Regions from separate parts of the Homo sapiens genome. Here region 2 is linked to region 1. Evidence: chromatin contacts called from ENCODE Hi-C data. All regions are on one chromosome and are shown on one strand. Each heading gives the region's core, a stretch centred on a gene start or an enhancer-like site at or near the end of the contact. The rest is flanking DNA. Distances are from core to core; before and after follow the strand shown. Region 1 holds the start of MAB21L2 (mab-21 like 2). Region 2 holds the start of DCLK2 (doublecortin like kinase 2).

What was found. A loop is a pair of places that touch in the nucleus more often than their neighbours do. Pooled maps may share reads with other maps.
Region 2: a map of chondrocyte shows a loop between it and region 1 (3-fold over the local background). The contact joins the promoter of DCLK2 here to the promoter of MAB21L2 in region 1. A Hi-C loop is called at or near these places in 1 of 168 maps with a recorded cell type or tissue (chondrocyte) and 3 of 50 pooled maps.

Annotation. Positions count from the first base shown.
Region 1 is chr4:150,579,872-150,585,228 of GRCh38, reverse strand. It overlaps MAB21L2 (mab-21 like 2), which reads right to left and starts at 3,078. Exons shown (of 1, transcript NM_006439.5): 1 at 536-3,078. The coding sequence starts at 2,199. The coding sequence ends at 1,120. All of the region lies in intron 40 of LRBA (LPS responsive beige-like anchor protein), which reads left to right. LRBA-AS1 (LRBA antisense RNA 1) reads right to left here. Exons shown (of 2, transcript NR_149035.1): 2 at 3,995-5,357.
Region 2 is chr4:150,076,112-150,081,468 of GRCh38, reverse strand. DCLK2 (doublecortin like kinase 2) reads right to left here and starts at 3,024. Exons shown (of 16, transcript NM_001040260.4): 1 at 2,021-3,024. The coding sequence starts at 2,441.

The DNA.
Region 1 (5,357 bases), core at 1,829-4,328:
GCTATAACCATTGTATTTTTTGTTGTGGTTTATTTAATTGTTAAATTTTTATCACTCAAAGCTTGAAGAGGACAAACGGTTGAAGGAAAAGTATCAACTGACTTTGTTAACTATTCAGAAAAATCCATAAATATTTCCTTTGTATATCGGATTCAGATTGGATTTTTTGAAATTATGGCATAAGAAAGCACATCTCTTAATTTTTAATGTGAAAAAGTTTTTTCTATTTTAAAAATTAGGATCAAAATATTTTCTTTCATACTTTTTTCCCAAGCGTGAAGTAGATGTTACTTTTAATCTTAACATCTACAGAACAAATATATATTATAGTTGAGTAAAATTAGTGTTTTCTATTTTCTAAGGATTTGGGTCGGAACTTATACAGTCAATTCTACAAAATGTACTGTATTTAAAATTTTGCAAATCAGTTCAAGTGGAAGCTTCTTGCATTTGATTCCTCGTCACATCTTTACATTGGAAATTATAAACTGTGATCTCACCTGCCTTCACTTAAGAACAATCCACAAACAGTCAATTACAATGTAAAGTAATGTTTTTATTACTGTTTTCAACAAGACAGCTCAGGGTGAGGGTAGAGGTTCAGGAGAGGGAGGAGCACAGTCTGACATTGGCACTGAGAACGTTTAACATCAGTAAAACTTTTTTTTAAAAGAGAAATTTTACATATAGTTAAATAATTTTTTCACTTGGTGACAACATTCAGGCAACCAAAAGCAAAACGAAATGGGGGGGGGGATGGGGTGGAGAGAAAAAGGATAGGGGGAAAGAAGGAAAAGGGGGGGGAACTACTATACATTGATTTGAAAATGTACCTTGGGTTTCATTTTGTGGTGGCGGAGCCCGATTGCTTCTTTTGTGTGACCTTTTAAATTCACATTGTTTGGAAGAAAACGATCACTTTTGTGCAAGAATGTGATTTGTTTTGGTTGGGTTGCTCTCTTTTTGTTTGCTTCTTAATTAATGAAGGTCTTCTGCCGGATTCCTATTTCAGGTGACTTACATAAAAGTTTGTGTCCAGAGTTTCTGCTGTTTATAGCAGAGTTGTGTGTCTGAGAGAGCACGCCCGTTTGTGTCGCTTTTCAAGCAGTCCCCAGCACCCTATAGTTTGTCCAGGCTTTTGGGATTGGTGAGAATTTCCCTGGCCAACCTCCAGGTCTGCTTGGCAGCGCTCTCCAGGGCCGAATGGGGCTTGCCCTGAAAGAGGTCGAGGTTGGGCAGAAAGTAGTGAGGGCAGCGGCGGCACTGCAGGCAGGAGATGAGCTGCAGCAGGATGCCGTTGAGCCGGTCGCCCAGGCACGACTCGTCCCAGTCCGTTTCTCGTGGGTGTTTCTCGCACTCGTACAGCAGCAGCGTCTTCATGTGGTAGTTGTTGAGCGGCTGGCCGGGTAGCTCCAGGTGGCGGTCCCGCAGAGTCTTCAGCACTGAGAGGCACTTGTTTCGGCAGCCGCCCATCAGCAGGCGGTTCTCCGCCTCCCCGAACTGTAGCACCCAGGCGTCGCTCTCTGCCGAGCTCTGCTTGCCGGTCAGCGAGTAGCACTCCTTCGAGAGCAAGTTGAACCCTTCGGCCTTGACCTCGGCCACCCGATTGGGGCCGGGCCAAGGGATGTGGGGCATAGGCCACTGTGCCGCGCTGCGAGGCCAGATCCCGGTGCACTTGAACGCCGGAGTGATTTGCACCACATAGCGCTCCCTGATGCGCAACTTGACCTCGCTGGTGTCCGCGATCATCTTGACCACATCCCGATAGCTGCACTTGTCCACCGCCTGGGCCACCAGCGTCTGGAAACGCGAGCGGATCTTACGCGCTGAGAGATAGCCCGACGCCGTGATGAACTCGACCCAGAGAGACATGCTCCGCTTCCGCCCATCGCTCAGTTTGAGCACTGCGCAGCCGGGCAGCGAGCCGTCGTCCACGAAGTTGAAGACGCCCATCTGGTTTAGGTAGAGCACCACCTCAAATTCGGTGGGCGAAATGACCTCGAGCCCCTCGTAGCGGGCATCGATCTCGCTCAAGGAGCTGATGAAGCGAGGCTCCTGCACCTCCACTTCCTTGAGCACGTCCGAGACCACCTTACAGACCTCTCGGATGGTTTTGGCGATGGCCGCCTTGCGCGCCTGACAGCGCTCAGTGTAGTACTTATTGAGCTGGTAAACCAGCTTGGCCTGAGCGGCGATCATGTTGGGGCACAGGTCCGGGCTATACACCGGCGTCTCGCAATACGTTGAGGGATCCAAGGCTCACGCACTGGTGGTGGCCCAGCGGCTTTCGAAAGAGGCGGTGCGCTCCCCGTTAAGCCCTACTTTCACTCTCGTTTTCCACCTGGGCTGACCGGCTGATACCGTAGCCGGCTTGTTTTTTCCTTTTCCCTCTTTCGAAACCTCTTTTCTTCTGCAGAAGAATTAGGGGAGAAAAGGTGATTTTCTAAAAAGAAAAGTACCTCTTGGAACCTTTTTGCTTTCTCTTGATATGTAAAGATGACCGTGTGCGAGAGAAGCGGGGTGGGCGTGAGGAAGGAGAAGGAGAGGGAAAAAACTCAGGATACCAAAAGGTTAGGCTTAGATGTCTGCAGCCGAGATTGTCCAGAAATCTGGAAATGAGGTTTTTTAAGTGCCAAAGTAAATTTAAAAATAAAAGCGAAACATTCAGTGGTTCATTCTTAAACTTCTCTTCCACGCTGATAGGACTTCTTCGCTCAGTGTAGGTGAGTGCCTTCTTCCTCACCCTCCCCCAAATGGAAGGTGCAGGAGGTAATTAATGTCCAGAGAGCTGCGAAGTACAACTCAGTCCGCCGTGCACTTGGAGGTTTGCTGACGCCCCACAGTCTCAGCGTGTTGGTCTCGTCTCTTCTCGGGGGGTCGTGTTATCGCAGTTTTCCTCTTTTCCTACTGGAGGCGTTGTTTGGACTGGGTTTGTTTGTTTGTAGTGGGTTCTCCTTGTGTTTCTTTAGGTGCAAACCGCTGGAAGTTGTTTGATAATCATTTCTGCTTCGTAATTTATACTTTTGGCCCTCACAAAATCCGTTTTAGTGTGACGAAGTCGTTGCTTGCGTTGCATCTGGGGTGTAGTTATAACGATTCAGGGTTTTCCTTCTTCTCCTCTAGCTTGCTTTTACAGATTCCACTTTCTGAGTCGTCTCTCCCCCTCCTCTCCCCTCCGACCTCTTTCTCGCCCCGCTCTCCCCCTGCTTCTCTCCCCCGCCCCCCTTCCTCGTGCTCGCTCTCTCTTCTTTCCTCTAACTCTCTCTGTCTCTCTCTCTCCCTCTCTCTTTCTTTCTCTCTCTCCCTCGCTGTTTCCTGGAGTTATTTAGTTTATGAATGGTCCCAGGGCCATCATGAGGGGGTGGAGCTTCAGTTCCTACAATCGCTATCCGAGCTGTCAGTGCTTTAGCCAATCCGAGAGAGAAGACAGGCACGCTTGGCGAACGGTAGCAGCCACCACTGCACTTGATAAAGAAACAGGGTAAAGAGAGAAGTAAGAAAATAGGAGGAGATAATGGGAGTCAAATGCTTGCACACATTTTACAGCCGTTCCTCTTTATCCTCCTCTCTTATCAGTAGCAAAGAAGAAAAAGAGTTTATATAGAAGGGACTCTCCTGGAGATGGCTGGAATAACGCGAGGGAGAGTAGCAATGGTTCAGAAAGGTTCACTTTTTTTTTTTTTAAATGATTCTATCAACATTGTGTAGTAGAAGGTGCAAACTGTAACAAAATTACTTTGGCTTGAAGGCAAATGGGAAGCGAAAGGGGAATCTGGGAAAGGACCTAATTTTTCCAGGTTTTTTCCTCCTTTAAAGTCATCCTCCTTTCTCTTCCCCTCCCCTCCCATTGTTGCCAAGAATCAGAGCAGTTGCTGTATATGTGCACCAGTGAGGGTTGGAGTGGATATAAGGTGAGGGTTTATAAATCTCTTTTTAGTAATTTCGATATGCTGTTTAAAAACAGGGCAGGGCAAAAACTAGTCCAAGCACCTTGTTTGATAATTATTTCATAATTAAGATTCACATGTATTTAATACCATTATTTTATCGTTACAAGAATTAACTAGTTACGAGAGAGAAAATATCTAAGTTGTGAGAAATGGTGCAAACTTACATGTCGTAGAACTTAGTAGGATATACTTTTAAAATAAGCTACTAAAATTGCTTCAAACTTAATGAAAAACAAGGCAAGTAAATGTAAACCTAAAGTTTTCTTAAAATCTTACTGTTGTAAATCTAATTGTGAATGTATTCTTAGGGGGTACAGGTACAGAGTTTCATTTGTAAAATGATTTTATTTTCATAATTGACTCTTGCTTTTAAAAGACTTCACTGCCACAAAAATCTATAACTATCCTGTTATTGATTACACAGATGGCTTCACTCCTCCCTAGGCATTTCAATGAAAGGCATGCATGTGCTTTTAGTATATGTATTATCCTAAACGAGTTGTACCCACTGTAGCCTTTCCATACTTTTGGGTGAAAAAAAAAGCTAGAACATTGTTTCTGATTTGCTTGATACTGAGGGTTTATGTATGAACCTAAGATGTCTGGATTCTGAATCTTTTTAACGTATTTCAGGTAGATGTGATTATTTTTAGTTTGATTTGGGAGGTTATATTCCAGCCCTGGGTTATGCGATAAAAATAAAAATCTATGCGTCCATTTGGGTGAAGACTTCGTTTTAGAAACCTGGTAGTTCGGCTTTTTCAAAACCCCTTGGGAGGGCTTGACTTACCCTCTTAAAGTCCGGCCGGGTGAACCTGAATTGAATTGCATAGGGAAGTTAATTTCTTTCTATCTACTTGGTATCAGACAATTGGGCCTCTTGGTTCTTTCTTACATACCTGGTGCGGACCACAGGCAGTTTGTCACCCTTCCTCTCTCGTTGCCATAAGTCCCTTTCTAAGGAATATTTGCTTAAAAAAAAACTATCTCGGATTTGTTGCTTAGGGTTTGTCTTCCCGCGATTAGGAAGAAGAGTCAGAATTAAGTGTCCGCGCGACTCTTGGACTCCAGAGCTTTAGTTAACTTCTCTGGAGTGGCAGAGACTTGGGCTGCTTGACCTCCAGCCTTCTCCGGGGAGGCCGCGTGCGTCCCGGAACGCCTCGCCGCCTAAGGATCTAGGGGACCTCGCGCCCTCGGAGTTCGCGCCTGTGGGAGCCCGGCTCTAACCCGGGAGGCCTTGCCGGCGCTCTGGGAACTGCCTGGGCCGGAGGGCACTGCGCTGCCGGGAGAGCGCGACTGGCCGGGAGGGGCTCCGTGGTTGCTTCTCCGGGGGCAGTTACTGGGCGGAGACTGGTGGCGGGGATAGAGGGTGCGGAGCTTTCCCGCCCCACTCTCGAGGTGGTCGCT
Region 2 (5,357 bases), core at 1,775-4,274, 500 kb after region 1:
TGGACTCCATAGATAATGTTTTTTCCAAATCCCCATCCACTAAAAATCAGTGAATGATTTGAAGGAAATTTGTTAAGTCAATTTGTAGTTGAAACTACAGTTGCAGAAGTAGACCCAGTGGACATGCATGCGGTGGGCGGTAAAAGACGCAATCTATACTAAGTACTCCTATTAATGGACATGCATAATGTCCATCTTATCATCTCTCCTATGAGATTCATGTTTACGTTATGTCAATTTTATGTAGTAAATCCACTGTTAAAATTTCTTTAGAGAAGGATATTAACATTGTTGACTCTTAAGAAACCATACCAGGAACAGTAGTATCCCAATGGCATGTTGAGTAACAAGTGCTTAAGCAAACAGGCATTGCCTTGATCCTGCAAATCTGATCTTGGGTCAGTCAAACAACTGGTTACTCTGTTTTAAAATAGCTAGGCAAATATTGCTTTTAAGTGTTTAACATGATTAAGAAAAGCAACAAGGCCCTTTGAACATTGTATCTTCCTTTTTTACTTATACTCCTCCAGCTATCCCCTTACCTCCTCAAGAAGCCCTTAAAACCAAAACACACAACTGACAGAATGGGTGAAGTCACAAGCACATACATATGTAGACTGAAGAGACAATTTAATTTTGGCTGGGTCGCGTTCTAGGCAGGGCAGCAAAAACTTCTGACTAAATAGACAAACTCAACGACCTTTAGTTTTCCTCCATGTGGCTCCATTAGCTCAGCAGAGGTGAATCGTAGACGAGAAAGTATATGCTGCAGGCACTGTGAGGCAAGGCATGCTGCCTAAGTTTCCTCATCTATAAAATGGGGATAATGCCTTCAGGACAGAAAAGCATGCTGAGATAATATAAGAAAAACATCTGGCTTGATGTTCAGCTTCCTCTCCCTGCCAAGCTATTGCTATGACTACATGGAATGTGCCATTTGCATTAAGAAAGATGCACAAGAGCGGACTGTATGTAAACACGCAGTCAGCACATACCTGGGTTCTGCCTGGTCTTTCTGGATGTTATTTAGAACTGGAAACAGGTTCTTAACCACTGATAATGCCTTTTCTACCTGAAAAGGATGAGGCATACGTATTGCAGGAATTCAAGGATGACCCAACATCCAGCCAAGCAGTCTCTTTGACCGAGGCATGGTTGACACAGCAGAATTACTAATTTTTAATAAGTCCCCACTGCTGAATCCAATGGCCTCTATCATTCTAATTAGGTACTCTTATTAGAGGATAAGGCTGGAGAGATTGACCTTGATTTACCTTTTTTCCAACCAAATGTGGAAAACCCTTTAGCACGGTGATTGTTAACCAGGGTCCCACATTAGAATCACCTGGGGGGGGGGCTTTTGAGACTCCAGACGCCTAACCCACACCCCAAACCCAACCAATTTAATCAGGATATCTGGGGGTTGGGGGATCAGGGTCCCATATTTTTCGAAGTCCCCAGTGTGATCCAAGATGAAGCCAAGGTTGAGACCTGCTGTCTAGGATCATCCCTCTTCACCTCAAGTAACTTCTGCTGCAAGGCAAACTAGGAAAGCCAACCTAGAGCATTTCACAACCACAGCTTCTGACAGCAGTCACAACAGGACCCCGAATACTGGAACATGACAGGAGCCTGCACCAGGGTCCACACCGAGGGTCCAACAGAGCTTATTAGTAGGGGATTACCCAGCTCCCCATGGGAGAACCATTTTCTCAAACAGTTTGCACTTCAATACAAATAAGTTCAACAATCTTAGGAGATGCCACCAGTGCCTAAATTGGCCTGACCATCAGGAAATTTTTTCCTTCTTTAAGAGACAAACCTCTTGGGAAGGAAAGTCAGTGTGTATGTGGGCACCCCACCGGCCCCCACCCCCAGCCAATCTCTAGAGAAGCAGACAGAAGCATCAATTCCCGTGCGGCTTGGAAAGCACCCCGCGGGCTCCCCGCTGCGCCGGCTCACGCCCACTGCACCTGCCGGCGCTCCGCCGCACCTGCCGTGCGGCGCCCTCCCCTCCTACCTTCCAGCAGCTCGTCCAGGCTGGTGACCTTCCGGCTGCCGTCGATGGTGTAGATAGTGCGGACACCCTGGGGCAGGTTCACGTTGTCCGACAGGGAGCGGGTGAGCTCTATGAGGAGCGCATCGAAGGACCGGAAGCGGTCGCTGGAGATGGCAAACACCAGGCCCTTGAAGTAGCGGTCCCCGTTCCGGTAGAAGCGCGCCTTCTTGGCCTTCTTCTCCGAGCTGAGGGCCTGCAGGGTCCGCGTGCGGTAGAAGCTGCAGTGGGCACTGTGCGCCGGACTGGGGATGAGCCCGTTCCCCTTGGGGCCCGAGCTGCTGCTGCCCCCGGAGGAGCTGGGGGCCCCTCTCCGCGACCCCGGCCGCGGCCTTTTGTCCCGTTCCTCAAAGTGCTCCAGCTCGATACTCCTGGTGCTGGCCATCGCGGCTGCTCCGAGGGCGTCCGCAAAAAGACGTTCCGGGCCGACTAAGGGTGCGAGCGCCGGTGCAGGGACGTCTGACTGCGAGGGCCCTTAACGCGCCGGGACACCTGGCTCTGGCATCCCGCCCTCTCCGCGCAGGTGGGGCCGAGGAGCCGCGGAGGAGCCGACCCGCCCGCGCCCTCAGCTAAAAGTGTCCGCAGCGCCGAGCTGCCCAGGTCATTGTCCAGTGCGACTTGCTCCGTGCCTCCCGCCTGCCGGGGAGCCCCACGCCCCCGCAAGCGCCTCCTCCACCCGGCCACGCCTCACAAGTCCCGCTCGGGAGCCGACCGGGAGAGGCAAAGTTGGGCCGCCCGAGGCTCGCGCTGGGCCCGCGGGCGCCCACAAAGCTCGGGCGTCTGCCGAGCGCTCCCGGGAGCGCCGAGGGGAGGAAGGAAGGAAGGGTGGGGCGGGGCGCGGAGCGTGGGAGAGGCCCCCGGGGGAGTCGCGCGGGCCCAGGCCCGGGGTGCAGCGCCGCCGCCTCGGCCGCGCCCGGATCCCGCCCGCCGGGCAGCGCGCGCCGTTCGGGGCTGAGAGGGCCGTGTCTGGCCCCTTCCTTCCCTGGAGCGCGGCCCTAGCGGGAAATAATGCAGCCCGCCTCCCACGCAGCGGTCAGGCCCGGCCCACTGGCAAGCATCCGCGCTCTGGCCTCCCTCCGCCGCCGACAGGCTGTCAGCGCTGGAGGAGGCTTCCCGGCCCCGGGGATGCCAAACCGCGGAGAAGGGGAGGAGGGGGCGGAGGAGGGGGCGGAGGAGGGGGCCGAGCGCCGGCGCGGGAGGAGCAGCTCCTGCGGGTCCCGGGCAGCCCCGCCCGCCTGACGGCTCCTGCCCGGCGCCGCGCGTTAATGGGCGCAGCCGCGACGCGCGCTCCTCCGCCTGGGAAACGTAACCGCGCAGGCCAAAAACTACAAAGGAAGGAGATTCAAGGGCAGGGAGCACATCCCCAGCCAGCATCCCAGTGAGGACCCCAGGCCAAACTACCGCAGAAATCCGAAGCCCAGCATTGACTTGGGGCACACCATTCATTTTTTTTAAAAAAGATTTGTTGCTTTATTAGAAAATCCTTTGAGAAAACAGCCTCCACTGTTTCCATTGCAGATTCGCTAATATGGTACGTTCAGTAACTTTGAATGAATGATGAGAAGTTATTGGGTGGTAGAGGGGGTTATGTAATCAACGAATATTTATCGAGAGCGTACCATGTGTCAGGCATTGTTTCTGTCACTGGGATGCCCTAACAAAGGAAAGAGAGACTCTGCACCCACTCCCCCCGCCCCGCATATTTAATGTTGTCAATTAAAGCTTCTTACCTAAGAGGCCTATCATTTGTGAGCACCCATCATAGTGGAAATCTTAATGCCGTAGTGTCTATTCAACAATAAAAACATCTTTTCCAAGACTTAAGAGAAATACTAGTTACTTGCATTTTGTTATTAGGAAAAATAAAGCTCAAATATGTTTGATCCCAATTTGGCACGTGAAACCTTAGAACATTCAACACCTGGTTTTCTGAGCAGCCCTAGACAGCAATCCAAACTGACCTTTCAGGAAGAAAGGCATAGTTGCTTTTTTTCGGGTTGAACTGAGTCCTGGAAGAGCATGAATAAAAGAAGGTAGAAGCACATGCAACGGTCTAGCATCTGTGAAGTTGGTGCGCCCCACCAAACACACGCACACACACGCATACACACCCTTCATGGCAGCTCCAGAAAGGTCTCCTGCTCGGTGCACAATACTACTCCTAAGGCAGTTCTGGGCATACACCTGGGCATACCTAACTTCCTGCGGGGTTGGGGCATGCTAGGAAGTCAGAGCTGATCTGAGGCTTCAATGTAGTTTTTCTAGAGGAAAATCCTGCAGCATCATTAGGTCCACCACCTTAAAAGGCCTCAACCTAGATCAGTTAAATCAGAATTTCTGGAGACGGGCTTCTCCAACAGTATTTTTTTAAAAGTACCCCTAAGGTATATCCAGAGTTTCCAACCACAGGCTGTAACACCAGGAATCAAATAAATCAGTGCTTCTTCTCAAACTTTAATATATTTACATGTCATAGGGGAATCTCGTTAAAATGCAGATTGCTATTCTGTAGCTCTGGGGTGGAGTTTGAGATTCTGCATTTCTGATGAGCCCCTGGGTAATGCCAATGCTGCTGGTCTTGGTACAAGACTTTGAGAAACAAGAAACTAAATTGCAAATTTATTGAGATAAGTTTCCATCTAAGTACCAGTAACTCCACAGAGCCCATCAACTTGCCTTAAGATGGCCATGTTCATTTGTATCACTGTTAGTATTTCTTAGGGGGAAAAAGACTTTGTAAACTATTGCTGTAGAAACAAATTATCCTAAACTTAATGATTTACAACAATAAACATGCATAATCTCAGCATTTTTGGCAGATCGGAAATCTGGGAGCAGTTTACCTCAAAGCCTCATGTGATTGCTGTCAAGATGTTGACAGGGGTCACAGCCATCTAAAGGCTTGACTGGGTCAAGAAGATCCATTTCCAAGACAGCCCATTCACATGAATGGTAAGGAGGCCTCAGTTCCTTGTCATGAGTACCTTTCCATAGAGTTGCTTAAGTGTCACCATGACTTGTCGGTTGGCTTCCTCTAGAGCAGGGGTGTCCAATCTTTTGGCTTCCCTGGGGCACATTGGAAGAAGAATTGTCTTGGGCCACACAGGAAATACACTAACATTAATGATGGCTGATGAGCTAAAAAAAAAAAAAAAATCACAAAATCTCATAATATTTTAAGAAAGTTTACGAATTTGCATTGGGCTGCATTCATAACTGTCCTGGGCTGTGTACAGTCCACAGGCCATGGGTTGGACAAGCTTGCTCTAGAGAAAGCATCCAAGAGAGCACAAGGTGGAAG